Linked DNA regions of Mus musculus: all the other regions are linked to region 2. A link is a loop called in an ENCODE intact Hi-C map of the cell type or tissue named here. Cell type or tissue: left cerebral cortex. All regions are shown on one strand. Region 1 has its middle 37 kb from the start of Gm39633. Region 2 has its middle 3.3 kb from the start of Gm29040. Region 3 has its middle 33 kb from the start of Fhl2. Region 4 overlaps AI597479 (expressed sequence AI597479). Region 5 overlaps Fhl2 (four and a half LIM domains 2).

What was found. Peaks named below come from ENCODE experiments on the same cell type or tissue, not always from the same donor. Only the 100,000 strongest peaks of a DNase experiment are listed, where the experiment ranks them.
Region 1: a loop joins it to region 2, with 4 times the contacts of the local background. A loop is called at or near these places in 25 of 42 quality-filtered maps.
Region 3: it touches region 2 in a loop (2.1-fold over the local background); 6 of 42 quality-filtered maps call a loop at or near these places.
Region 4: it touches region 2 in a loop (6-fold over the local background); 6 of 42 quality-filtered maps call a loop at or near these places.
Region 5: a loop joins it to region 2, with 8 times the contacts of the local background. A loop is called at or near these places in 41 of 42 quality-filtered maps.

What each region holds. Positions count from the first base shown.
Region 1 is chr1:42,912,808-42,917,807 of GRCm38, reverse strand. No RefSeq gene overlaps it. Among named protein-coding and RNA genes, the nearest start is that of Gm39633, 37 kb to the left of the region's middle. In left cerebral cortex, a CTCF peak has its summit at 2,590 (motif pointing left); a DNase peak (open chromatin) is centred at 2,556.
Region 2 is chr1:43,261,893-43,266,892 of GRCm38, reverse strand. No RefSeq gene overlaps it. Among named protein-coding and RNA genes, the nearest start is that of Gm29040, 3.3 kb to the right of the region's middle. In left cerebral cortex, a CTCF peak has its summit at 2,311 (motif pointing right); a DNase peak (open chromatin) is centred at 2,317; H3K27ac peaks cover 353 bases.
Region 3 is chr1:43,194,762-43,199,761 of GRCm38, reverse strand. It overlaps a transcript of Fhl2 not described here. Among named protein-coding and RNA genes, the nearest start is that of Fhl2, 33 kb to the right of the region's middle. In left cerebral cortex, no CTCF peak of the experiment used is centred here; DNase peaks (open chromatin) are centred at 24, 324 and 2,578; H3K27ac peaks cover 1,565 bases.
Region 4 is chr1:43,110,253-43,115,252 of GRCm38, reverse strand. It overlaps AI597479 (expressed sequence AI597479), which reads right to left. Exons shown (of 4, transcript NM_133818.1): 3 at 3,880-4,255; 4 at 1-2,067. The coding sequence ends at 2,011. Among named protein-coding and RNA genes, the nearest start is that of AI597479, 14 kb to the right of the region's middle. In left cerebral cortex, CTCF peaks have their summits at 2,180 (motif pointing left) and 4,475 (motif pointing right); DNase peaks (open chromatin) are centred at 2,157 and 4,505.
Region 5 is chr1:43,137,893-43,142,892 of GRCm38, reverse strand. Fhl2 (four and a half LIM domains 2) reads left to right here. Exons shown (of 6, transcript NM_010212.4): 3 at 1,021-1,195. Among named protein-coding and RNA genes, the nearest start is that of Fhl2, 24 kb to the left of the region's middle. In left cerebral cortex, CTCF peaks have their summits at 3,102 (motif pointing left) and 4,491; DNase peaks (open chromatin) are centred at 1,047, 1,800, 3,091, 4,701 and 1 more place; H3K27ac peaks cover 2,271 bases.

The DNA.
Region 1 (5,000 bases), 350 kb after region 2:
TTATTTATTTTTATTTTTATAAAGTTTCCACTTCTCTTGAATTCTGTTCTTGGTGAATCTTGTTGACATACCCTAAGGATAAGTGGAAAATGCATCCGTATGAATATGCTTGTGGCTCATTATTTACAGTATTATTTTTAAAAAAGCGCATGTGGCTAATGGTATGGAAACTAGTTAAGTAAATTATGGAACATATGCTGGATGGATAGAATATTATGAGGTCATTAAAATTATAATTATGAAGCTTATAGCGCTACCGAAAGATGGTGATGACTATAAATGAAGATCGGTTTTTAAATTGTGTGCGCTCTGACGGCAACTAAGAGAGCACCCTTTCCTGCCAGCAAGCTGCAGGAAAAACCCTAATACTTGCCAGCTGTTGGCTGGGGATAAAACTAAGATCGTGGACAATTTTTTTTTTTCTTCTCCATTTAGTAATCTTGTTTTGAATCCTAATGCTACAGTTCTGGGTCACCAAGAGCAGAGTCCACTACTACTCACTATCCTATCTGTGACATCGCTCAATTTTTCTCCTTTCTGCTCTGACAGTAAGGACTTCCTATGGTGGAGTCACTACTAGAATCTATTTACTGCTTATGTCTTAGGGTTTTACTGCTGTGAAGAGACATCATGACCAAGGCAACTCTTACAAAGGCAAATATTTAATCCGGGCTGACTTAGATTTTCAGAGTTATATCATCCTTTTATCATCATGGCGGAAAGCATGGCAGCCTGCAGGCAGACGCGGTTCTGGAGGAGATGAGAGTTTACATCTTGATTTGAAAGCAGCCACGAGAAGACTGTCTTCCACAGGCAGCCAGGAGGAGGGTCTGTCACACTGGCCAGACTTGAGCATGTATGTGAGACCACAAAGCCCTGCCTCCAGAGTGACACACTTCCTCTAAAAGGGTCACACTTCCTCCAATAGGGCCACACCTCCCACTTTTGCCACTTCTCATGGCCAAGCATATTCAAACCACCACAATCTACATTCAGGTTTGAGCATTGCCAGAAACGGGTGCTTCCAGCCGATCCTTCTGAGGATCTCAGGATCCTTCGGAGAGAAGCAATATGCTTAAGCCAGAGGCTCTCAACCTTTAATACAGCTACTCATGCTGTGGTGACCCCCCAATCATAAAGTTATTTTTGTTGCTACTTCATAGCTGTAATTTTGCTACAGTTATGAATTTTATGTAAATGTTTGATATGCAGGATATCTGATAAGCAACCTCTGTGAAAGGGCCCTTTAATCCCTCCAAAGGTTGTGACTCACGGGTTGAGAACTTCTGGCCTAAATGGACCCGGAGAGCATTAGAATAAGCGAAGTGAGTGAGCATCAGAAAGACAAGCATTGCGCATTGTCCTCCTTCATGAGGACAAAGGAGAACACTGACTTCAGAAGTTGATCGTAGACTGGCAGTGCTCAGAGGCTGAAGGAGGAGGGAGAGGAAGAGCTGGGGGAGGTTGGCCGAGGGACACTAAGTTACAGTTAAGATAGGCTTAAATCCTAGGGTTATTTAGTGCAATATGGCGATCACACTTAAACAGTAATGAATTGTACATTTCAAAATAGCTAGAAGGGTTTTGAAATTTCTTACCATAACAATCATAGAAATTTAAGAGTTAGAGACAAAGACTTATTTAAAAAAGTAGAAGCAAAATATAAACCATTCACCTGTTTATATAAAAGAACATAAGAGAGAGGAAAGGAGAGAGGAAGAAGGGAAAGAAGGAAGAAAAGCAGCCACCTTGGCAGCTGGGGCACCGCACCAGGCTGGGTAAGTGGGTGTAGAGTGGGGCAGAGCTGGACATGGTGGCGCAGACCTTTAATCCCAGCACCTGGGAGGCAGAGGTGGGTGGCTCTCTGAGTTCGAAGCCAGCCTGGTCTACAAAGTGAGTTCTAAGACAGCTAAGACTACACAGAGAAACCCTGTCTCAAACCACCACTGACCAAAAAAGAAAAAGAAAGGAAAAAAGGAAGGAAGGAAGGAAGGAAGGAAGGAAGGAAGGAAGTTGCTCTTGTAACCCTGCGATCTGCATTGAAACTGAGGTTCTCCCTGGACCCTCAGGCTTGTATGAACATCACCCCTCCCCTGCTCTGAAGGGGAGTCTTAGGCTCTCAGCACTTGCCTTCATCTACTTTGAATCAAATGCCTTCTCTGTTTCTTCTCTATCCCGCTTTTTGGTACATTAGCATTTAGAGAGCTTATAAGCGATTCAGATCATCCATCAAACACAATTTGGAAATGATAACTGATGTCCAGTGGCTGTCGTTTAGCTCTGGGGACTGCACCAGTTTGAGATGGAAGGCGTGAATAACCAGACTTATGGGCAAGTGCCCATCAGTAGGAGTGGCCCAGAGGTTTGGCTGCAAGTCTTTCATTAGGATTTAATCGTGAGATAATTACAGTTACAAATGTAAGCATAAAGGGATAAATGAGAACTTATGAGTGTTTCTGAGGTGGGAGGATTTGGAAAGATAATGCATATAGCTGATCAGGAATCACTGCGCTTAAATCTAGGAGGAGGCTGAAATCCCATCCTCAGGGCTAGGGCATTCAGTTGGTTATTCTGTTGTACACTACTCCATCTTGTGGTTAAACAAGGGTACTAATTAGGATGCTACCATTTCTCACGTAGAAAAGCCAGTGCACAGTAGCATTTCCCCCATCTGTGAAGATACATTCTGAGACCCCCGTGCATACCTGAGCATGGATGGTAACAAGCCACATATGTTTTTTACTAAAAAAAAACCTAATTATATGATAGAACGATTATAATATTTTGTAATTAAAGACCCATAAATGTATTCGCGCTCTCTCTTGATCTCTCTCTTTCCTTCCCCTCCCCTCCCCTCTTCCTCTCCATTCTTGTGTGTTGTCTATCTGAATTCCCAGCATCAACACTCACTCTTGCACCTTGGGGCCACTGTTAAATAAGATGAATGTTACTTGGATACCAGCCCTGTGATATCAGTTTAGTTGTTAGCCTAACGACTAACATGGCTACTGAGAAACGAATTGTATTGTGCCCACTTGAGTGTGCTGAACCTACGAGTGATTCCATCCAACCAGAACACAGTGGACATCCAGTTCATCAGGCCACACCCAGAGGAATGGATTTTTAAATGTGTGAAGTGTTTACTTCTGGAATTTTTCAACTTAGCTTTTTTTTTTTTTTTTTTTTTAGGACCACAGTTCCACTCAGATAATGGGCAGAATGGAATGCAGAATCTCAGGATGAGGCAAACTATCATATTCTATAATGCTTAACAAATTATGTGACTCTAAGGAATTCAAACCAAGGGCCCTCGGTTCAGTCCACAGCACTGCATAAAGCCAGGAATGGTGGTGCACACCCTTAATCTCAGAATGTAGAGTGTGGAAGCAGGAGGACCAGACATTTAAGGTCATCTATGGCTACACACTGAGTCTGAGGCCAGCCTGGGCTTTATGAGATCCTGTCACAAAAAAAATTACATTCATGAATTCAAACTATATAATAATTATGAACAAGATGTATAAACTTCTAAACATATATAAAGGGGAAAGAAAGCTTTTAAATAACTCATAATCCCATAGTCTAGAGACACCTTCACATATGTCTCTTATAAGTCAAATACAGCCATGTGCATATTCATTAAATAAGAATTTATCTAAGAATATTAATTGTCTCTTTTTAAATATTTCTTTTTACATGTATAAATGTTGGCCTACATACATGTATGTATGTGAATCAGGTGTGCACTTTGCCCAAGGAGACCAGTAGAGACCATTAAATCCTCTAGAGCTGGAGTTAGTAGTTTGTTAGTCTGTATGTGGATGTTTGGACAATAGAACCCAGGTCTTCTGGAAGACCAGCCAGTACTCTTACCTGCTAAGACATTTCTCTGCCCCCTCCCCTGCCTTTTTGGCTTCCAATGAATCACTATCTCAACTCAGTTCAAGGAGGAGAGCTGGTCAGTAGGTTGAGCTAACAACTGAATATTTTCATGGTAATTAGGTTAAGCAGCCACTGTTAATGCACTGTTGTCTTGTTAATGGGAGTATGGGGAATTACCAATGGGAGCTCAAATCCAAATTCAACGTTTTCATAGTAATTTTGGTGGTGACGGGTTTTTTTCTTCCATCTCCACCCACTGGCCTTGCCTTGGTCTGTGTGTTCATGTTGCTTGTCTGGGAATGGATTTGGTTACAACAGCTGGATCACCTGTCAGAGACATTGAAGCATGCGGTTCCTGTCCTGAGGATACTTTTTATTTGTTCAAGACGGGTCCTTACAGGGCCTGGATTGGTCTTGGAATCCCACGATGCTCCTCTTGTCTCCCAAGTGTTGGGGCTCCAGATGCCCACGCTTGCCTCTCCTGAGAGCACTTACTCATGCAAGTAGTGCTCCTCAGAGACTCGAGGGAGAAGGACCACAGCTTTCCTTACAAAGCCTCCAGGTAATGCTCGTGGATGTTAACTAACATTAACTCTGAGGTTCACTGACGGATAACTTCAATTAAAAAAAAAATCCTACTCTTTCTGATTGGCCTGGTTTTCTCCATTCTCTCAGTATTCCCTCCACTCGGGAATAGACTATAATTCGGCTGTGATCACAATATGCATTATATCATTTATCCCGCTGGTAGTTACTGGTAGGCTCCATCAACTTACAGGGCGTGGTAACAACCTTTAGATATATCAAGAATCCCTTCCGCTTGATTTTGAGATTGGCTTTCAAATCAATCCAGTTTGCTTTGATCAATCAAGCCAATCTGTCCCTGTCTCAGCCTCAACTGTTACTACTCTAGTCTAAGCCACCGTCAGCCGTGACCGATGGTACAAGTGACCTGTTGTGTGAGCTTCCAGATTCCTCTAGTCCCCCTGTTTCCTAAAATAAGCAAGAGCAGGCTAATCTGTATTCTGGTCACACCAGTGAGTCTCCTGTCACCGTGGAATATCAGAGCCTTAAGTGACTTCAGTAACTTGCCGAGCCGGTTGAGGAATGAAGTACTC
Region 2 (5,000 bases):
TCGATAAATTTGTCTTCCCTTATTCACATGCTTTCTCCATGGCGCCATCTGCCTTGACACAACACAGTGGAGGCCTTTGACAGACCCGACTGGATAATTTCCAACCTCCGAAACAGTTCTTCCTGGAGTGTGGCTGGCATCCCTAGACCTCGTCTGACATACTTGAGTATTTCAGCTACCGTGCTCCCGAGGGGAAAGTTAGATTGTCCCTGTTGCCATCAGGGCTTGCCACTGTGCTTGTCCAAGTCTTTTGGAATCTATGGGACTCAGTTTCCCACCATCCAATGGGAAGAGAATCTGATTCTAAAATTTTTCTGTACTAGATCATTTAAGTTTTGTAACTTAATGGAGAGTTTTGTAACAATTAAGCCCAAATCTCTCAATATGGGACTTATTGATGAACCTAGGACCTCGTGCAGGCTAAACACATGCTGAATCACCAAGTTATGCCTCTGGCCTCTAAAGCCCTAATTTTCTAATTAGGTCTAATGGTCATCTAGAATGAGAAAATATGAAAGGTTTCATCTCTCACCAGCACCCTCCAGTCCTTAGGTTCCCTCAGTGTTCATTTACTTAGCACACTGGGTGTGTTAACACAGCCCCTGGTACTGCACACTGGGTGTGTTAACACAGCCTTTGGACCTGCTCACTGGGTGTGTTAACAAAGGCTCTGGAATCTACCTGCACACTGAATATACTAACACAATCTTGGATACCTGTGAGATTTGCTACAGGTATTTTCATTCTCAGTGCAGTCTCTGGCTGTGAGTGTCCGTGACCTTTGCCCTCTCTAGGATGTCACATCACATCTCAGGAGGAGGACTTTGGCAGTTCCCACCAGTCCACATTGCGGCTTTAAGGACACAGGTGTATTTTTAATTAACTGATCCCAGGACACAGTGAGAGACAGGGAATGAAGCTTGCTGCAGACTCTGATCTCCCCGGAGGATCCCAGTTCTTATCACACATATATACAGCATGTGTCATCAGTTCTTAGGTTCCCTCAGTGTTCATTTACTTAGCACACTGAGTATGTTAACACAGCCCCCTGGTACTGCACACTAGGTACGCCAAGTTAGGAAAATTTCTTGGAACTCTGCCAGCCTCTGACAAGCTGATCTCAACCCTGACATCTGAACCCCCAAATTCCTTTACTCATCGAATACTAACTAGGTCATTCTATAGTAGACTTTGAGTTAATTTGATGGTTAAAGACTATTTAGAAAAAGAAGGTGTTATTAGAACCAAAGATAGGCTGGGCAAAGGGGCGTGTGTCTTTAACCACAGGCTGGAGGATCTCTATGAGTAGGGGGCCAACCTGGTCTACATGTCTAAGTCCTGGACAGCCAAGGGTGCATAGGGAGACCTTGTGTCAAAAAGCCAAACTCAAACAAACAAAAATAGCTAAAAAAACAAAACCGAGGCATTGCATGATAGAGGAATGGAATTGATCTTGAAGATGAAACAAGACCAGTGTTGTGATTTTATTTGTTTGTTCATATGATGAAGTAGCATCATGAAGTATCTCCTGGGGTCACTGACCAGCTGGGAGTTGGTGGTCTGCAGAACGGCTGAAGGCTGCTTCCTGCTCACTGTGCTGGCAGTTTTCCTTTTAGCTCATCTCCTATGATAACACTCTCTATTGTTGTCATTTTATATTAAAATATGCATACTCAGAAAGAACATATATGTGTATGTACTACATATATACCATATATGTATATGAATCTTATATATGATAATAAATGGTAATATTTCCCCGTATATAATGAAAAAGCCATTTAAGGTGAGGCATTAACAAGTGGAAGTGATTCTTCCCTTATGTGTGGTGCTGAGATTCTGAGAGCAAACACTAAGCAGAAAATTGTCAGAACCTGGGACCGAGGAAATTGAGATGTAATAGAGACCAAGAAAACCTATGCCAAGGGCTTGGGGCTCCAGCTGATACCCTCAAAGTCCATGTAGCCCTTTTCTCTCAAGCTAGAGAGATGTTAGAGTGCTACTAAAGACTTTCAAGGTTTCTCCCATACCCGGAGTCTACAGTCCTTCAACTGCAGGTTATTAACCTGCTTGGTCAGCTGACAAGTCACCCAGGCATGCACAACAGAAAAGAGGCAGGGGAGAGCCTGGACTGGCTGGGAGAAAGCCTGCTTTTGCAGCTGGACGCAGGGGTGTGTCTGTGGGAATAAGGAGGAAGGCAAGGCAAAGGGATACTCGGAATAATGAGGAACTTATGCTTGTTCATTGTCCAAAGATGGCTGGCTGCACCTCGTGCACAGAAAAAGTGTAATGACCTTTATGTCCACAAGGGGGTGGGGTTGGCTTTTCTTTGGTGCTTTAAAAAATCCCAGACTCACCACTGGCTTTCTATAGCAGCATTTTCCTTTTCTGTTCCCATCAGCCCAATATATTTTGAGGAATGCCCTTTCGTGCTAGAATATAGCACAGTGAAAGGAGTACCTTGTTGTAATCTGTCCCAGGCAATCTAAAGGCATGATCTGGTTAGCTGGGGCCTGATTTATCCACAGACAGCTGAATGAATGTAAGGATAGCTGTGATAGAATCCATACTGCAAATGGCCAGGTTTTTAAATTTAAAACAATGATATGATCTATTGGCCTATCATTTCTATAGTGTGTGAGCATGCATAGTTTCCAAACTGATGTTTCAATGGTATGTTCACTATTTGTAATAATTTTAGGGAAATAATTTAGACTCTTAATTATTTATACTTATTGGTTTGGGCAGTATTTTAGTATTTTCTTTTTCAGCAATTTTTAAAATTGTTTTTAAACAATGTTTTCTGTCTGTTCTCAATAATTTCATGCAGTGATGTAATTTGGCTACTTCCGGTCACTCTCTATTCCATCTGGGGGTCCTTCCCAAACAAGTTTAATCATGAGTGGTTTCAGGGAATGAGTGAAGAGTCATTTGTAGAAAGATGAGCAGTTTACCGTGGCTACACTACTGGAGAAAAATAATTCCTGGCCCCCAGCATCCATCAGTTCCTAATAGCTCTAAGAGGTGTGGGTTTAATAACATTTTAGGCCACCATGCAAAATCCTGGACTTCAGGGTACTTAGTTCTCAGTTGTTCCTCTATTGAACGGTCTTCCCTTGTCCTCCTCACATCACGCTGCTAGGAACCCTCCTTTCACAGTCTTTCTATTGCGTTTCACAAATTCCACTACCCTCTATTTTCTCCTTCATTCTCCTCCCAAAGACGTCTTCCCTTGGTGTGTCCTCTCTCTGTCTTTGCCTCTATCTCTCTGTCTGTCCGTTTGTCCCTGTTTCACACACACACACATCTATATTCCATATACGAAAGAAAATGCGACACATTACTTGTCTTTCTCACTCTGGCTATTTTCTTGCCAGTGTTCTGGCTTCATTTTTCTTTACAGCTAAAAGCCATCCATCGTATATATGAACTACATTTTCTGAATTCATTCATCCTTTGATGGACATCAAGACTGGTTCTATTTCATGGCTATGTGAATAATGCCGCAATAAGCACAGATGTACAAGCGCTGTGTGAGATGCTGACTTCCAATGCTTTGGGTATGTTCCTTGGAGTCTGTGATTGGGTGTACCAAAGCATTAGTGTTCTAGTACTTTGAGGAAATGCAAATGACCTCCATAGTGACTGCACATGAGCTCCATAGTGACTGCACATGACATGACCTCCATAGTGACTGCACATGACCTCTATAGTGACTACACATGACCTTCATAGTGACTGCATATGACCTCTATAGTGACTACACATGACCTTCATAGTGACATATCTACATTGCCAGCAGCAGCATCTCCTACCATTTCTTTTGTGTTTGTTTTTTATGGTTCCCTCTGACTGGGATGAGATGGAATCTCAAAGCAGTTTTAATTTGTATTTCTCTGGCTACTAAAGGTTCTGAACAGTTTCCAGGTATTATCCACTGATAACTGTCTGCTCAGCTTGTTAGCCTGTTTATTCATTTGGGTGATCTGGGGCTTCGAGCATTGAGTTTTTGCAGTTGTATGAATGTTAGATGTTAATCCCTCATCTCATATGTTGTTGGCAGGGATTTTCCACGTTCTTTACCATTTCTTCACTTGAGTGGTTGGTTTCTTTATTGGTCAAAGGGTGCTTAACTATATTGTGAGTCAATTCTTGGTCCTTTTCAGAAAGCCCTTGCCTGTGTCTGTGTCTTGGAGTATTCTCTTATAGAGGTTCCAAGGTTTGGTGCATTTTGAGTTGATTTTTATGAAGGGTAGGGAGATATGGGTTTAGTCTCCCTACGCCAGGACCTGGCTCTCTCCCCCAGTGTGTGTTTTTAACAGTTCTGTTACAACTTGTTTGGTTGCATCTGAGGGAGTTATTTGTTTCCTCTATTTGATTGGTCTATGTGCTTTTTTTTTATGCAAGTTTATACAGTACTCGCTACTATGGCTCTACAGGGCAACTGGAGATCAGGTATTATGCAGCTCCTTCCATTTAGAATTGCTTTGGCTGTCCGGGTCTTTTATGCTTTCATGCATAATCTAGTTTTTTGTTTTTGTTTTAGTTCTGTGAAGAATGTCATTGGAATTTTGAAGAGGATCACATCAAATCCGTAGGTTATTTTGCTTGCAAAATAATGACAATTCACAATGACAAGTCTGTTAGCTCATCAGTATGGTAAGTCATTTCATCTTCTAGTATCTTCTTCAGTTTCTTTCCTGGATAAGTTAACTCTCAGGGTTTTCTTTTTCAAACTATTGTGAATAATGGTTTTTCCTGACTTATTTCTTGGAACACTTGTTAGCGGTATATAGAAAAGCTTCTAAGCTGCCTCCTCCCATGTGTTGAGCTTTATCTTGCTACACTGATAAAGGTGTGTGAGTGAAAGAGCTTTTTGGTGGGCCTTGGAGGGTCATACAGTAGAGAACCAACATCTGCATACAGGGAGAATTTGACTCTTTCTTTGCCTACTTTATCTTTTCTCTCTCTCTTATCCTATTGCTCTTGCAAGGATTTCA
Region 3 (5,000 bases), 67 kb after region 2:
ATCTGCGGGTCTGGGATCTGAGCAGACAAATCCAGCCCGGTTTCTTCTTCAGACCTTTTTCTAATTGCAGTATCTCATGGTGGGTGCTACTGGGCTCTGCTTGTTAGTCTCTTGCAAATCTGTCCCTGACTACAGGAGAACTCAGCTAAGAATTCCAAAAGGGTGAGGAGATACCCAGTTCTCCTCCACTGGACTTGAGCCCTCAAAATTCACAGATCCTTTCAGAAGGTCCCTTCTTATGAATTCCTTCTCCTTTGTCCCGTTCCATCCAAGAGAAGCCAGAAACCTGTTTTTTGGTTCCCCACCCCCTGCTTGGTTTTTCTATCCTACAGTCTCTCTGCCTTCTTTTAGAAACCTCCCCCACCATCCCCTAGAAGCTAATCTCACACTGGAAGTCCCTGCATTGTATGAGAGCTAATCTTTCTCTTGTCTACCATACCCAACACAACAGACATATTAGCAAGAGCAAAGCACATAAATGCATTTGATCCCAGTTCCATATGACACAGGAGATTGTAGACTGGAAACTAGGAGGCTACTAATGTTTGTATATAGATCTATGAAGGACAGGTAGAAATGTGATCAAGCAGAGGTGTGAGGGAAATGGAAGTAGAGTGGGGAAATCCAGCCAGGCCTGGATGTCCAGGCTCTTGCTGAGTCCTCTGTACAGTTTTTCTTCCCTCCAGGGGAAAAAACCCCGGGAAGAATTAGTGTGGTACTTTTAAGTTTTATGGCTGCATTTAGGGGAAAGGAAAGTGGTTATAATTTCTATAACACACTTTGGGAAAGATGAATTATAATCTTGGTAGTCTGCTTCAGAGTAGAGTGAGCAGTAAGAGCCAGGGGGTGGCAGGAGCTGAGAGACTAACTCTGAGGCCCATGGATCAGTCAATGACACCAGAGGCAGGAAAGGCTGGTCAACCCAAGGACTTTGTCAACCCCATTCAGAAAGACAGTCTAGGGGGTTGAGGCTTCAGCTCCAGTGGTGGCTTGAGCCACCACTGTTTAGAATTATCCCAGGCCATTCTTCATGACAGCCATCTGACAGAAACACTTTGAGAACCCATTCTATACCTTAGATCATAGGGATAAAAAAATGGATTCCAGAGATGCAACTTGGTGGGTAGTATTTTTCATCTGGATCCAAGATTTCCACAACCCACAGTTGAATCCACAGACGCAGAAGGTAAAGTTACTTAGAGCTGATCCAAGACAACTCCTGCCCTTCTTGAAAGCTTTTCCCAACAGGGATAGATGGAAAACCCTGCCTCCTAACCTTCCCTAGCCTCTATATCCCTCTAGTCCTCTTCCAGGCCAGGAGCAGAGTCACCAGTTGGCAGGGAGCAGCTGGACACTTGAAAGGAAACTTTACCCCTCCTCCCATTTGAGGGTATAAAACATTAACCAGCTCTGCTGGGATGATCTGTGCAAAGGGAAGAGGTGTCTTTGTCACTGTTCTATGGCTATGAAGAGACCCCAAGACCAAGGTAACTCATATAGAAGAAAGAATTTAATTGGGAGCTTGCTTACAGTTTCTGAGGTTTATTCCATAATCATTATGGTGGGGAGCATGACAGCAGAAAGCAGGATTAGTCTGTTAGCATCATGGCAGGAAGCAAACAGGCATGGTGCTAGAGCAGTCGCTGAGAGCTTTAAATCCTAATCCTGATCCAAAAGGGGGGGGGGGGAGGATAGGAAAGAGAGGGAAAGAGAGAGAGGGAGAGAGAGGGAGAGAGGAAGAAAGAGAGAGAGGGGGAGAGAGGGGAAGAGATAGGGAGAGAAGGGCAGAGAGGAGGAGAAAGAGGGAGAAAGAGAGAGGGGAGAGAGGGAGAGAGAGAGAGAAGGGCAGAGAGGAGGAGAGAGAAAGAGAGGGAGAGAGAGGGGGAGAGAGGGGGAGAGAAGGAGAGAGGGAGAGAGGGAGAGAGGAAGAGAGAGACAGGGAGAGAGGGGGAGAAAGGGAGAGAATGGGAAAGAGGGGGAGAGAGGGGGGGAGAGGGAGAGAGGATGAGAGAGAGAGAAAGAGAAAGGGAGAGATGAGGGGGGAGAGAGAGGGGGAGAGGGGAGAGTCTGGGTCTGGTGTGGGCTTTTGAAACCACAAAGCTCACTCCCAATGACACACCTCCAACAAGTCCACATCTGCTCCAACAAGGCCACACTTCCTAATGAAAAAGAATCTACAGAACTGTCCTCGCCTACTATCTGTCCATACCCCTGCAGTGGGATGAACTGACCCAAGCCAATCTACTGTGAGAACTCAGTAGCTAGTGCCAAACACACAGCCTAGGGATAGGATGGAGGCAGGGGCATGAGATGCCATGACCATCTACTCAGACATTGGAAACTTAAGGAGGCTCTGGAGTAGTCTTCTGGCACATGGCTCTGTCAAAGACTCCAATAAACCCTCCATTTCAGTCCCACACAGAATCACTAGTCACTCATGAGTAGGGATAAGAGAGAAGGCATGCCTTTCTGGAAATGAATTCCAGTCCACAGCCAAACATGTGCCTGGTGCTATATCCCACAAATCCTTTTGGGCTTTCTAGAATACTCACGTAGGCAGATGCCCTTGTCCGTGTAAGCTGGGGAAGGAAGGTCAGTAAACTGTTTCCAACAGGGAGCGTCAAACACCAGGCTCTCCCTTCTGAGCCCTTGGACGTGCTCATGTATCCCCAGAGAAGTGCCTCCCACTCTTGTGCCAGCTGTCTGCAGCCTCCAATGAGGCATACAGCCCTGGGGTATACACTGAGAAGTTCTGGACCAAGCAGCCTCCCTCTTGCAGTTACTCTTATATTACTGGAATACATGTGAGGTCCTGGGAGGGTGTCCTTGAAACAGGCAGGCCAAATGGGGACGTGCATAGCAGCCCCTTCCCAACTGGAGCCTATGACTTTCTGCATTTAGAGACCAAAAAAGGCTTGCAGGAGCCAGGGTTGGACTCTTATCTACTGGGCTGGGCCAGTGGACATGCCTTATTTATAACTCTGCTGACAAAAGTCCCACAACATTAAAGCAACCCAATGAAGCCCAGGGCCTGCCTGCACAGTGCTGGCCCTCATCCCCACTGGTCTGGTTGCTGGGCAGAAGGAAGGGCTCTGACCTCTAACATCACAGGTAAGGATCTCATTTACTTTGTTTGTTTGTTTGGTCTTTGTTTCTTTGTTTCTTCATGCCAGTCAATTCCAGTGCACATTCAGGCCATACATAAATGCCAACTGGGCTCAGATGGCTTTGTGCTCAGCACAAAGGGAGTGTCTTAGACCCAGGCAGGCACTGGGACCTCAGGACCCCAGCTCCCCAAACAGCCACTTGGATGCTGAGAAGAGCCAGGGTGCCTCCTCACCTTGACCTCTCTTGGTGGGAAACAGAACTGAAAGCCAGAAGAGCTTTTAAAGAGAAAGCAAAGGAAGAAGAAAAATTCTAACATAAACACAAGATAGGGTCAAACAGCAAGGTACTTGAGCCCCCCTCCCCTCCCCATCCCAGTATTTCCGGAAGGCCTGGGTGGACAGGCCAATTACTGATGTGTCTGATTACTCTGGGAAAGCATGTTTATACAAGATGACTTACATGCTAGGGCTGATAGTTTGAAAGTCCAGAGCTACTGTGTACTTTAATGGGACTATGTGCAGATTTTACTATTTCTTGCAGTTAAGCTGTACTGGACTGAATGATGCTCTGGCAGATTGCATAACATTCTCAATATTGATAAAATGACACAGATGGCAATGATATAGTTTATAGAAGGATCCCTTGCCAGACTCTATGTGATGAATTTTACCATAATTAAAAAAAAAAAAAACCTCAACCCAGGTTTGTTTGTTTATAATTCTGAAGCTCAAACATAAAACCCAAGTTTTAGGCTCATATGATTTTACCTCACAGGTACAGTTTACAGATTTGTTGTTGTGTTCTTCTTTCTCTGGGAATGTAAATTGGATTCTGTGTTATTACTAGGCTGATATTCAAATGTTTCATGATTAAGTCAAATACACAGTAGGATTCAGCCTATTTTACAAAAGCCTTTGGTTTTCATTGAGTGGAGGACTAATCAGTTCAGATCATTACATTTTAGGAACTTTTTCTAATGTTAAAAAAGACTAGGGGACTGGAGAGCTGGCCTAGTGGTTAAGAGTGCTGGCTGATCTTAACTGGATCCCAGAAGTCAACTCACAACTATCTATAATCCACCTTTAGGGACCTCTCTGGCCTCTTCTGGCCTCTGTAGATCAGCATGTACATGTACACATACACATACACGTGTGTGTAAAGAGATACATAATGACACATATACGCACACACACACAAACACACACAAAAATCAATAATGAAATAAATGTTTTCCAAGCACGGAAAAGCTAGGGATGGAATCCAGGGTCTTGCTGGGCAAACCTTCTATTATCAAGTTAGGCGTGCCCTTGCTAGCCTTAAGAAAATATAAGATAGAATGTCTACTAAGAGCTATGCAATCTCCCCTGATAGGGTCCTCTGATTGTCCAGATCCAACCTGTTGTTAAGCAAGTTTTGAACTTGTAGATTTTGTCATTCTACTTAGTACTTCTAGAACCTTCCCTCCAAAATTCTAGAACACTCTGTACTTTCCCTCAATTTCCAAGCCCAGAGTGTAGACACCTTTCTCTTCATCTCAAAATACTTAGTACTTGGCATAAAGTGACCCTGGTACTGATTTTAAGTCTCTTTTTGGCACCAAAATAAGAGATAAAATTATATTCTTAGGGTTTCTAGTTCCCTTTGGTTTTTTTCTTTTTTTTTTTCTTTTATTGGATTTTTTTAAATTTACATTTAAATGTTGTCACCTCTCCAGGTCTCCCCTCCGGGACTCCCCCCCCCAACCCCACCCTCTATGAGGGTGTGCCCCCACCCATCCACCCACTCCCACCTTCCTGCCCTGGCATTCCCCTACACTGGGGCATTGAACCCCCAGAGGACCAAGGACTGCTCCTCCTACTGATGTCCATCAAGGCCATCCTCTGCCACATGGA
Region 4 (5,000 bases), 150 kb after region 2:
GGAAAAAAAGGAGGCTGACTTGCAGATGGTGGATGTGGTGCCTTTTGTAACTCAAGAGCTTCCCACTGCCTCTAATGCCATCTATTTGCCCAACCCAGGAATAAGAATATCTTGCCTCACTGGAATACAGAATCAAAAGCAACAATACTAACCCTATACACTATTAAGGAAACTTACTCCAGACTTGTTCACCACTCTCATCAAGTCCTTCTAGCCCAAACTGAAACACTACTTCAGAACAACCCTCCCAATGCTGCTGCTCCAGATGCCCAGCAGACGATGCTTCATCGCATGGAGGAAGCCAATTCCATGATCCCTTCAGGAGGCATGGCGCTCCGTGACGGAGGCACTACGTAATACACAGTGCATGGGTCAATGCGTCTTCACTTCTCAAACTCAAGACAGCTCAACAATATGCTGCTATGTGAGCGTAGATGCTGAGTGTTCATAGTATAAACTTCAATTTGAAGCAACAATGTTACACAGTTCAGCTGTTATTACCAACCTACTCTGTACGTTAAATATACAAATTAAAATTTAATTTCACCAAGTAACTAAAAATAAGTTCCCACTGACTTAAAACCGTCAAATGGCTAACTCTCTCCTTAAAAAGAGAAACGCCAGTGGAAGCAGAGAGGTCAACTGAATATAAAATACAATGTGTTGTTGTACTCTAAAAGCTGCACTTTTAAAATGTACCTTGACGATTACATATAGGAGCACAGTTCAACAATATTAACTTATCAACCCCGTAGGTAACAATGTATTTAAAACCTTACTGTAGCATCAACAATTCATGCAATATTTAATATCATAAATTTTGTCTTATGTGTACAAATTTAGTCTGGAAAAAAAAAGCAGAAACCTACAGGGTTGGTGTCTAAGCACAGCGCTGGCCTGCAAGGGTGAATTATCTCTGTAAGGCTGTTCTGATAAGTGAGCTAAAATGGTGGTTTTAACAAACCAAAGAAAGGAGATGACACTAAGGCATACTAACGAGGCAAACCAACAATGTGAAGATTATATATGGAAAAATCTATGAAGTATCTTTTGCTTAAAATGTTTCTTAGTAAGAAACAAAAGGAAGGAGCAGACGCTAGACGTCACGAATGTAAAGCAAACAGTATTTTCTCACATTCTTGCATTATACAAGTGGATAATGCTACTTGCACAAAAATAAAAAGAGCATCACTTAGCCCTGCATGGGACAGCCCTGCAGGAAGCCCTGCAGGAAGCACATGAACCTCTTCAACAGAGTCCACTTCCTACTGCATTCTACAGTGAATTCCAACTCCAGCGTCCTGATAATGACAACTGCCTACTCCACAGCATACTGATAAGCACCCCACCACGACTGTCACACGTTCTGGATTTTCTTATGTCTAGAATTCTAGGACCATCATTCCCAAACTTTCCGACACAGAGTACTGCCTTTAACATGATCACCCAGCCTGAAGACTTTGAAATCAGTCTCATTTTAAAAAGATAAAGCTCATACAAGCCACATAAGAAAAGAGTAGGCAGGGTCCCTGTAAGCCAGGAACATTCTAAAGACACAGCAGCTTACGCCACTGAGAAGGAGGAATGGCAAGCCCTGACTTCCCTTTTGCTTTCCATGGGACAAAATGGCACACGTAACTAAAGAGCAGAAAGCTTTTCCATCAACACCATCAACACACTTTTCTTGGCGAACCCTTCAAGATGCAGGTGGCAATATTTACCACAATACTGTGAACTGCTTTATGCTTCTGCTTAGGAAAAGAATTTTTAGAGGATGTGTACAAAGCTCTATTTTAAAAAGAAATTCTTCCCTAATTGGGACATGAAAGTCAAGACATTGTAAGGAAGGGAAGAAGGAATAGAGGGAAGGAGAGAAGGGAAAGACTTGTTTTTCCAAACCTATTTTAAACCTCAAGAAAGTCCCACAGTATTCAGGACCTCCATAGATACTGTACAGGACTCATCTGAAAACTGCGGCTGCAGCTCTGTTTATACTTTGGAGGCTTGCTTTCACGGCCATGTAACATGCTGTATCTTCCTCTTCACCTCTGGAGGCTTCAGGTGATTCTGGAAGACAGGAACAGAAACAGTTTCTAACAGCAGATGCCTCAGACACTCAAAGGAGCACTTACCAAGCCAAGGCTGGCTACAGGCCCACCAGAGCAAGAGCACTGCTGCCCTCTGGTGGGAATGATGCTCCAATTAGTAAATAAGTAAGTCTTTTGGCTCCCACTTGTCTATTCTGTGGTTCTCAAATGTTCTACACCAAGATCATTTACACACACACACACACACACACACACACACACACACACACCCCTTCTGAACCTTGTCCCACAAACAGCAGAACCAGAAACTACAGAAAGTAGAGGGACTAGGCCTCTCTTGAAGATCCTAGCCCACCTCCCTCCCTGATGTCATAGTTTAAACTTCATGAAACATGTTGACTAAATATTTACATTTCTAAGGTAATACCTATCTATATGTATCTACACTTATATACAAAGGTCATGGCTGTGTAAATACATATGCCTCAAAGGCTCACTCCTCATTGTAGTATTTCAGATGTGGATTATTCTTTTTACTTTTTTTAAAAATTAGTTTTTAAAAAGATTTCTTTCTTTATGTATGTATGTATGTATGTATGTATGCATGCATGTATTTATGTAATGTATGTGAGTACATTGTCACTGTCTTAAGACACACCAGAAGAGGGCATTTGATCTAAGTACAGATGGTTGTGAGCCACCATGAGGTTGCTGGGAACTGAACTCAGGACCTCTGGAAGAGCAGCCAGTGAGTGCTCTTAACCTCTGAGCTATCTGTCCAGCCTTGGATTATTCTCTTTTCATCCCACATTTTCCTCTATCTCACAAAAATGGTTAAAATCAGTATGTAAGCAGATTGGGGTCCAGCATATTCTCTGTAATAGAAGTACAGGCTGGCCACTTAGCTGAGAAAGTCATGCAGCTGTGACGTGTAAACTCCAAGTATCCAGATGCTTCAACACAGCACAACACACATGTGTAAGAGACGCCCCTTACAACTCCTCTATCCTTCCCAAGTTAAGTTATTTGCTGTTTAGGGAAGAGTAGATTCTAAGGTAGGTTAAAGGTGAGTACAAACAGACTTAGGGCCTAGGCCCAAATACTACTTTATAAACGTGCTGCCCTAGACAGTAGCACTCTGGACCTCACCAACAAAGGAGTATTCACCTTTTTGATTCCAAGGTGGAAAGAGAACAATTTTATGAAATCTTCCTCTCTGCATTCATTTTACATAGAAAGAAATTTAGTGAACTTTCAAAAACAATAATCATTGTAGATTTTTAAATTCCAGGATTCAAATATATAAGCTACAGGATAAAAACCCCAGACACTGCAGAGTTCCAGGGCAGCAAGTGGGCACTGTGGTCTGTAGAGTCAGGTAGGAGCACATGTGCTCTCTTCTCCAGCAGTGTCCGCCCACCCTGAACTATAGGAACAGCTTGGCCAGGGATGCACTCTGAAGAGTCAGGTAGGAGTACCTACTGGGGTAGACTGGGGAGGCTGAGAGCCTGGGCAGGTGAGGCAGCATCCTCAGTGAGCTCCGTGCAGGTGGGACCACTAAGCCTTGCGTGCTGCAGGGACTGGTCTCAGGGTAATCTTTTGTATCAGTATAGTAAGGAAAGGTGTCAGCTTAACTATCAAAATTTCACTATAGTTTGACATGGGGCCAAATTTTAAACTCTCTACTGTTTTCAGATCACAACATACTAAAGGAAATAGGCCTGATTTTAGCACCCTATCCACCCCAGGAAACAAGCACAGCCAGTTGACCCAGGGCTACAGGGTGGATGCTCAGTGCCATGCTCAATGTTGAAGCCACCCCCACACTTACTGTGGCCTCTGCCTCTTCCTTAGGAGCAGCCCGCTTTAATTTCACAGGAGTAGTTCCAACAGGGGACAGAGGTGGTGACTTCACTGGACCCGAAGGACTTTTCCTATTCATTAAGTCATGGTTCTGTTGAGTGTCATTATTATTGTGCTCCATTTTATGGTTCACAGGCAAATTGGAAAACAACACTAGGGGTGAAATCCTCGACGAGGAATTTGGTGATTTCCAGAAGGCATCACTGGTGGAGCCTATCTGGGCAAGAGGCTTGAGCCGGTCGTCTGCTCCGTTCTCCGTCCTTTTCACTTTGATGCTTGTGCTGGTTGAGCTCCCATCGAACACAATGAGGGGCCTTTTCCTTAATCCATCTACAGCACTACTCCTGAAAGCAGAGAGATGTTCTCTTATAGAGCACCACACAGGCTGGCAGGCCAATAAGCAACAAGGTTTAGTGAACAGACTGTGGTAAAGGAAATAACTGGAGGGAAGACTCCCAGGCCCAAAAAACCAATTCTCTATGCTTTAAAGTACAAAGTACTTATTTGTAAGAGATTTCATTATCATTTATAATGAGATGTCCCCGTGGTCTTGGGGGTGTGAATGCTTGGTCCCCAGCAGGTGGCGCTGTTTGGGCAGTTTAGGATCTGTGGCATTTCTAGAGGAGCACTTCAATGGGGGAGGGTGAGGAGAGTTCAAAGACTTCTGCCATTTCCAGTTTGTTCTCTATTTCCTGCTTGTAGTTCAAGATGGGAGCTCACAACTGTCTACTGCTGGCTGCCACGAATGCATGCCAGATGGACTCTTCGCTCTGGATTAAGGGAAAGACCCCCTCATAAGCCCAAATAAACCCTTCTGTCTACAAACTGCCTTGATCTTGGTGTTTTATCAAAGAAATAGAAGATGACTAATAAAAGTATTAACTAGCTCCATAATAAACAAGAGCAGCTTATTAGTAGTGCTATCCTTACCATGTGATCACAATCCATTATTATTTTACAAGAGAAACTATAAGACAGTCCCAAGACTCTCACAGCATAGTCCACAAACAACAAAGCAAAGCCTTACTACAGTCACCAAGTGTCTCCATGGTCTGGATACTTTCTCATCAGTGATTAAAATATCTGCAC
Region 5 (5,000 bases), 120 kb after region 2:
TGCAGTATCGTGAGCTTACAACATGGTCCTAATTACCATCATTCACCGTGCAAATATCTGCCGTTTATTTTCTGTTTGTTTTATTTTGTCTGCTACTTGGGCCCCATAAGGGGTTTAAGTTTAAAAATGGGGAATATGTATGGAAAGAGTCCAGGTTATACCTAATCCCAAATGATACCAATATATGTATATGACATATCATATAATGATAATGTACACATTGCATGAGCTTAGCAGTTTGTAGTGACTTAACACACCGACAGGTGGTCTCAAATTAAAGCAGATTATATTGCATTTCACTTATCAAAATATACAACGAAGTACATATGATCTCCCCACCAAATTTTTTTTTCTTCTAAAATTACTTTCAGTATTTAACCTTCAAAAGACAGGTTTAGGTTTCTGCTCTCTCACTGCCTACTCTCATCATACTTAGACTTACGGGAGTCCAGCATGTGTGTCAGCCATGTCTCTGATCCATCTCTTCAAAGGACCAACCCACTGACATGGAGAGAACTGGGTTCAGAGGAACGTGAACCTCTCAGAAACAAGGCCTCCTAGTTCAGTGTCTAAGTTAGGGTTTCTCATGCTGTGAGAAAACAGCAAGACCAAAAGAGACATCCAAAGGAGAGGCTTGTTTCAGCTTACAACTCTCAGCCCACACTCCATCACTAAAGGAGGTCAGAGCAGGAACAGGGAGGCAGTAACAGATACAGAGGCAGAGGAGAAGAGCTGATTGCTGGCTTGTCACTTCCGCGTGGCTTGCTTAGCCTGCTTTTTAAATAGCACACAGGACCACCAGCCCATAGTAAGTTGGTCTCTCCCATATCAATCACCAATCAAGAAAATACAGCACAGGCTTGTCCACAGGCAAATCTGCCGTCCTTCCTCGCCCTCCCCCTCCCTCTCTTACCCACCCACTCCAGCAATGTAGTGCACCAAGGCCCCTGTGCTCTGAGTCAGACAGTAGTGTCACCTCTCCTGTCCCGCCTCTGACGATTTGTGTGTCTGCCTCTCTAGGACTTGTCCTACAAGGATCGGCACTGGCATGAAGGCTGCTTCCATTGCTCCCGGTGTGGAAGCTCGCTGGTGGACAAGCCCTTTGCTGCCAAGGAGGAACAGCTGCTGTGCACCGACTGCTATTCCAATGAATACTCGTCCAAGTGCCAGGAATGCAAGAAAACCATCATGCCAGGTCAGAACGCATGCCTTTATCATTCGCATGTGGCACTGAGCCAGGTCAGCGATGGACTGTGGGGTGGGACTCTCAGTTGTCCAGAGACAGACACTGGTGTTGATACTTCAGTGCTGGGCCCTGAACACAGGATATGTTAATCGATCTCAGATGCAGGGGTGTGACTGGGAGAGGATGTCGCACGCCTTTGATCCCAGCACTTGGTAGGCAGAAGCAGGCAGAGTTTGGTCTACAGAGCAAGTTCCAGGACATCCAAGGCCTGTCTCAACCCCTACCCCTCAAAAGGTGGGGGGTGGGAGAGGAGTGAGGTGTATCATTAAGAGAAGTGGAATTCCTGTTCGGTCAGCCTTTGATATCTCAGGAATTGGGTTCAGCTACCAACACCCACAGGTTCTCAAGCACCCTATGCAGAATGCCTCCTTCTTATATAAAACATTTCCACAAATATTTAAAATAATCTGCAAGTGGTGTATGAACACTGTTATGCTGTGTGGTGTAATGACAGACGTCTGTATACGTTCTCTAGTGGATATAATTATTTTCTTTGGGGACTCTTGATCTGCGGTTGGTTGGCCAAAGATATACAGCAGCTTGTGGCTAGAGAGAACTAGCCAGAAAAGGAATGCCAGCAATTCCCTGGAAATGCGTCTCTTCCCCTGCCTCGCTCGCTTCTCCCAGTACACGTGCTTTCTTGATCTGCTCTGCTTGCTGAATTTACACTCGGTTATTTCAACAACTATGATTTGTGCTCTGGTGTGCCAGGATGGGCCAGGAGTTGCATGTTGCTTAGCTTCACCCTCTGCCTGACCTCATGACGTTATGTCCTAGATAGACAGACATCAAAAAAGGACAGAACCACAACTGGGTTAAGAACTATACGCAATGATACTATGTCTCTTTTTTTACCTGAAGAAGATGAGTCCCCCCCTGTCTCTCTCTGTCTCTCTCTCTCTGTGTCTCTCTGTCTGTCTATGTCTCTCTCTGTTTCTCTGTCTCTCCCTGTCTCTCCTCTCATCTTGACTTTATATAGGACAAAGGAATCTCTTATTTGTAAAAAGTGAGTGATATCGGGGCGTGGTAGTGCATGCCTTTAATCCCAGCACTTGAGAGGCAGAGTTTGAGGCCAGCCTGGTCTACAGAGTGAGTTCCAGGACAGCCAGAACTATACAGAGAAACCCTGTCTCGAAAAACCAAAAAACCAAACCAAAACAAAACAAAACAAAAAAAGTGAGTGATAGACCAGGTATGGCGGGGTACACCTTTAGTCTCAGTATGCCAGACATAGAGGCAGGCAGATCTCTGTGACTTAGAGGCCAGTCAAGTGAGTTAATAAAAGTATAGGGAGGACTGCTGTAGCTCCATGCCCACTGTGTGGGTTTGATTACCATCACTGAAAAAATGCACACAAATACACATATGTAAATATGGGATTTGAGAAGCAAGTCTTATCATACACATGATGTAAAAATGGACGTTAGAACATCTCAGAGAACCTGACCTAGGATTCTGATGCCTAGCAGTTTAGAGGGTGGTATGATTTAGAACACGGTACTAGCACAGGTGGTAGGTTCAGAGCCAGGTAGCTTTCAGTGTGTCATACTCACACATGTACCTACTGCTTGACATGATGGCTTTGTGTAGCTCCCGGATAAGTACACAAAGCCCACAGAGAGTATCCAGCCATGGGCGTGCAAATAGGACCAGGCAGGTTGGAAGCAGCGGTAAGCAGATCACTTAGATGCAGGGGTCCAGCAAGCTGATTGAGGACAGAGGAAAGTGTGAGTAGATGGAGTTTGGGGAAATGTAACTTTGGGCAATATGGGCTCTGAACCACTCATGTGGAGGAGGCTGATGGAGCCTGTGCAGACAGTGGTCCAAGCAAGGTCATCAGGCGCCCTCTAGTGGACAAACTGGGTATAGGCCGTGAACTCAAATAGCTTACAAGGCAATTTGTATGTTAATGCAGTCCTGAACCCCGGAAGTTGGGAAGCTGAGGCAGGAAGACAGTGCATTCCAGGCCAGCCTGGATGGCACAACCAGATTTCTATGCAAGATAACTAAATAGTTTAAAGTGTCAAGACAGCCTCTTTGAAATCCTTTAATCAGAGGGAGGTTTAGAATCAAGGGGAAGCAGACATATTAAGAAACTTTAGAATCACCAGGTGTATCCACTCTGTGGCCCACAGGATTTGTATGTCCCAGGACAGCCATAAATGTCATGTAACATGTTTGTAGATCACAATAACAATTGCTGTATCAGTAGTTTGCATACCTCGGGACCACAGAAATATTAAGTAACTACTAAAGTGTGTATGAGATTTTAAAAACATGAGTTAACCTTGAGATTCTGAGTTGTAAAGTATATGTTGAGAGAATGATCCATGCTTGCGGTTTAGTTGAAATTTCTTAATGTATTAGCTATTTTAGCACTAATAATATTTAATTATCACAATACCTATAATTTTAACTCAGTTTTGGAACTACTTAAGAATTTGAAGTTTGTTAATCAAAGAACTTTTAAGTAAAGCTATCAAATATGTTAAACTTTAAAGAGAAGTCTAGACAAAATTCAGTTCACTCCACTGATAAATGCGAGCAACATAACGCCATTTAAAAGGATTATTTTTCTTTAAGAATCCTATTCGGTCTCAGGTGCGATGGGACACACCTTTAATCTCAGCACTCTATAGCTGGAGACAGAGCAGATCTCTGAGTTCTAGGCCAGCCAGTTACAAGATGGGGGAGGGGCAGTAAGAAAGCTCAATTGATCCCACCACTTCAGTCTTCCAAGTAGTAGGAACTAGAGGTATCACTTATCATCATCACCATCACCATCACCATCACCATCATTTCTTTACATGTAAAAGCTATAGAAGTTAGGGCTGGAAAATGGCTCAGTCAGAAAACGCCCGTTTCTCAGCACCTCACAGGGGTGTGTAAACCGTGAAATCCCCCTGTCAGAACAAATGGGAGGTTAGAAAGGGCTTTAAAGAAGTGCGACTGCAGAGTTCACACTCATCTGACAAAGCGGATGTTGACCGATGCCCCTCCTCTCCCTCTGCACTGACTCATTGATGCTTTAGCCACATGTGGTCCTGTGGCTAGCAGTCTTCCTCACACAGGGAGTCCCACGTTGTTCTGTGACCACCCTCAAAGGCACAGCTCACAGAAACGAGGAGCATTGATTGGCCATTGGAATCAAGTGTATATCAGGCTCCAGTCGCAGCCACAGTAATTCCTTTCCACAGATGTGTAGTGCGCCCCCATGCGGCAGGGCCACGTGAGTGCTTCATGGCGATTTTGTTGGAAAGAGGCTGTCACCCTTTGTTTCTGTTTGTTTCTGCCCCAACTCAGATACAATAACCATTTTTACCAAGGGGAAGAAAAAATACAAGTCCCAGAAGCAGTTACGTCCTGAAAGAAGAACGGGCTGGAGGTGGAGAGGGTACCCGTTCTCCCTGGGTGTTTCTAAGTGTCTGCTGTGTGAGGAACATGGGCTCTTCAGTGCTGACTATAACATCTGCCAGTGAATGTGTCTTCGTGTACAGATGAAGATGCGTGATACAGAATCTGGAAGATCACAGCCAACCTTGACAGATGATTGAGCCTAAAGTCCTAGTGAGAGAAAAAAGATGATGCAATTCCTGAGGGATGAAACCTGAAGTTGGCCTCTGGGCTCTACACATATGCATGGCCTACACACACACTCTCACACAAACACATGAGCACACGTGTGCACATGCACATGCATGTGTACACACACACACGAGAGAGAGAGAGAGAGAGAGAGAGAGAGAGAGAGAGA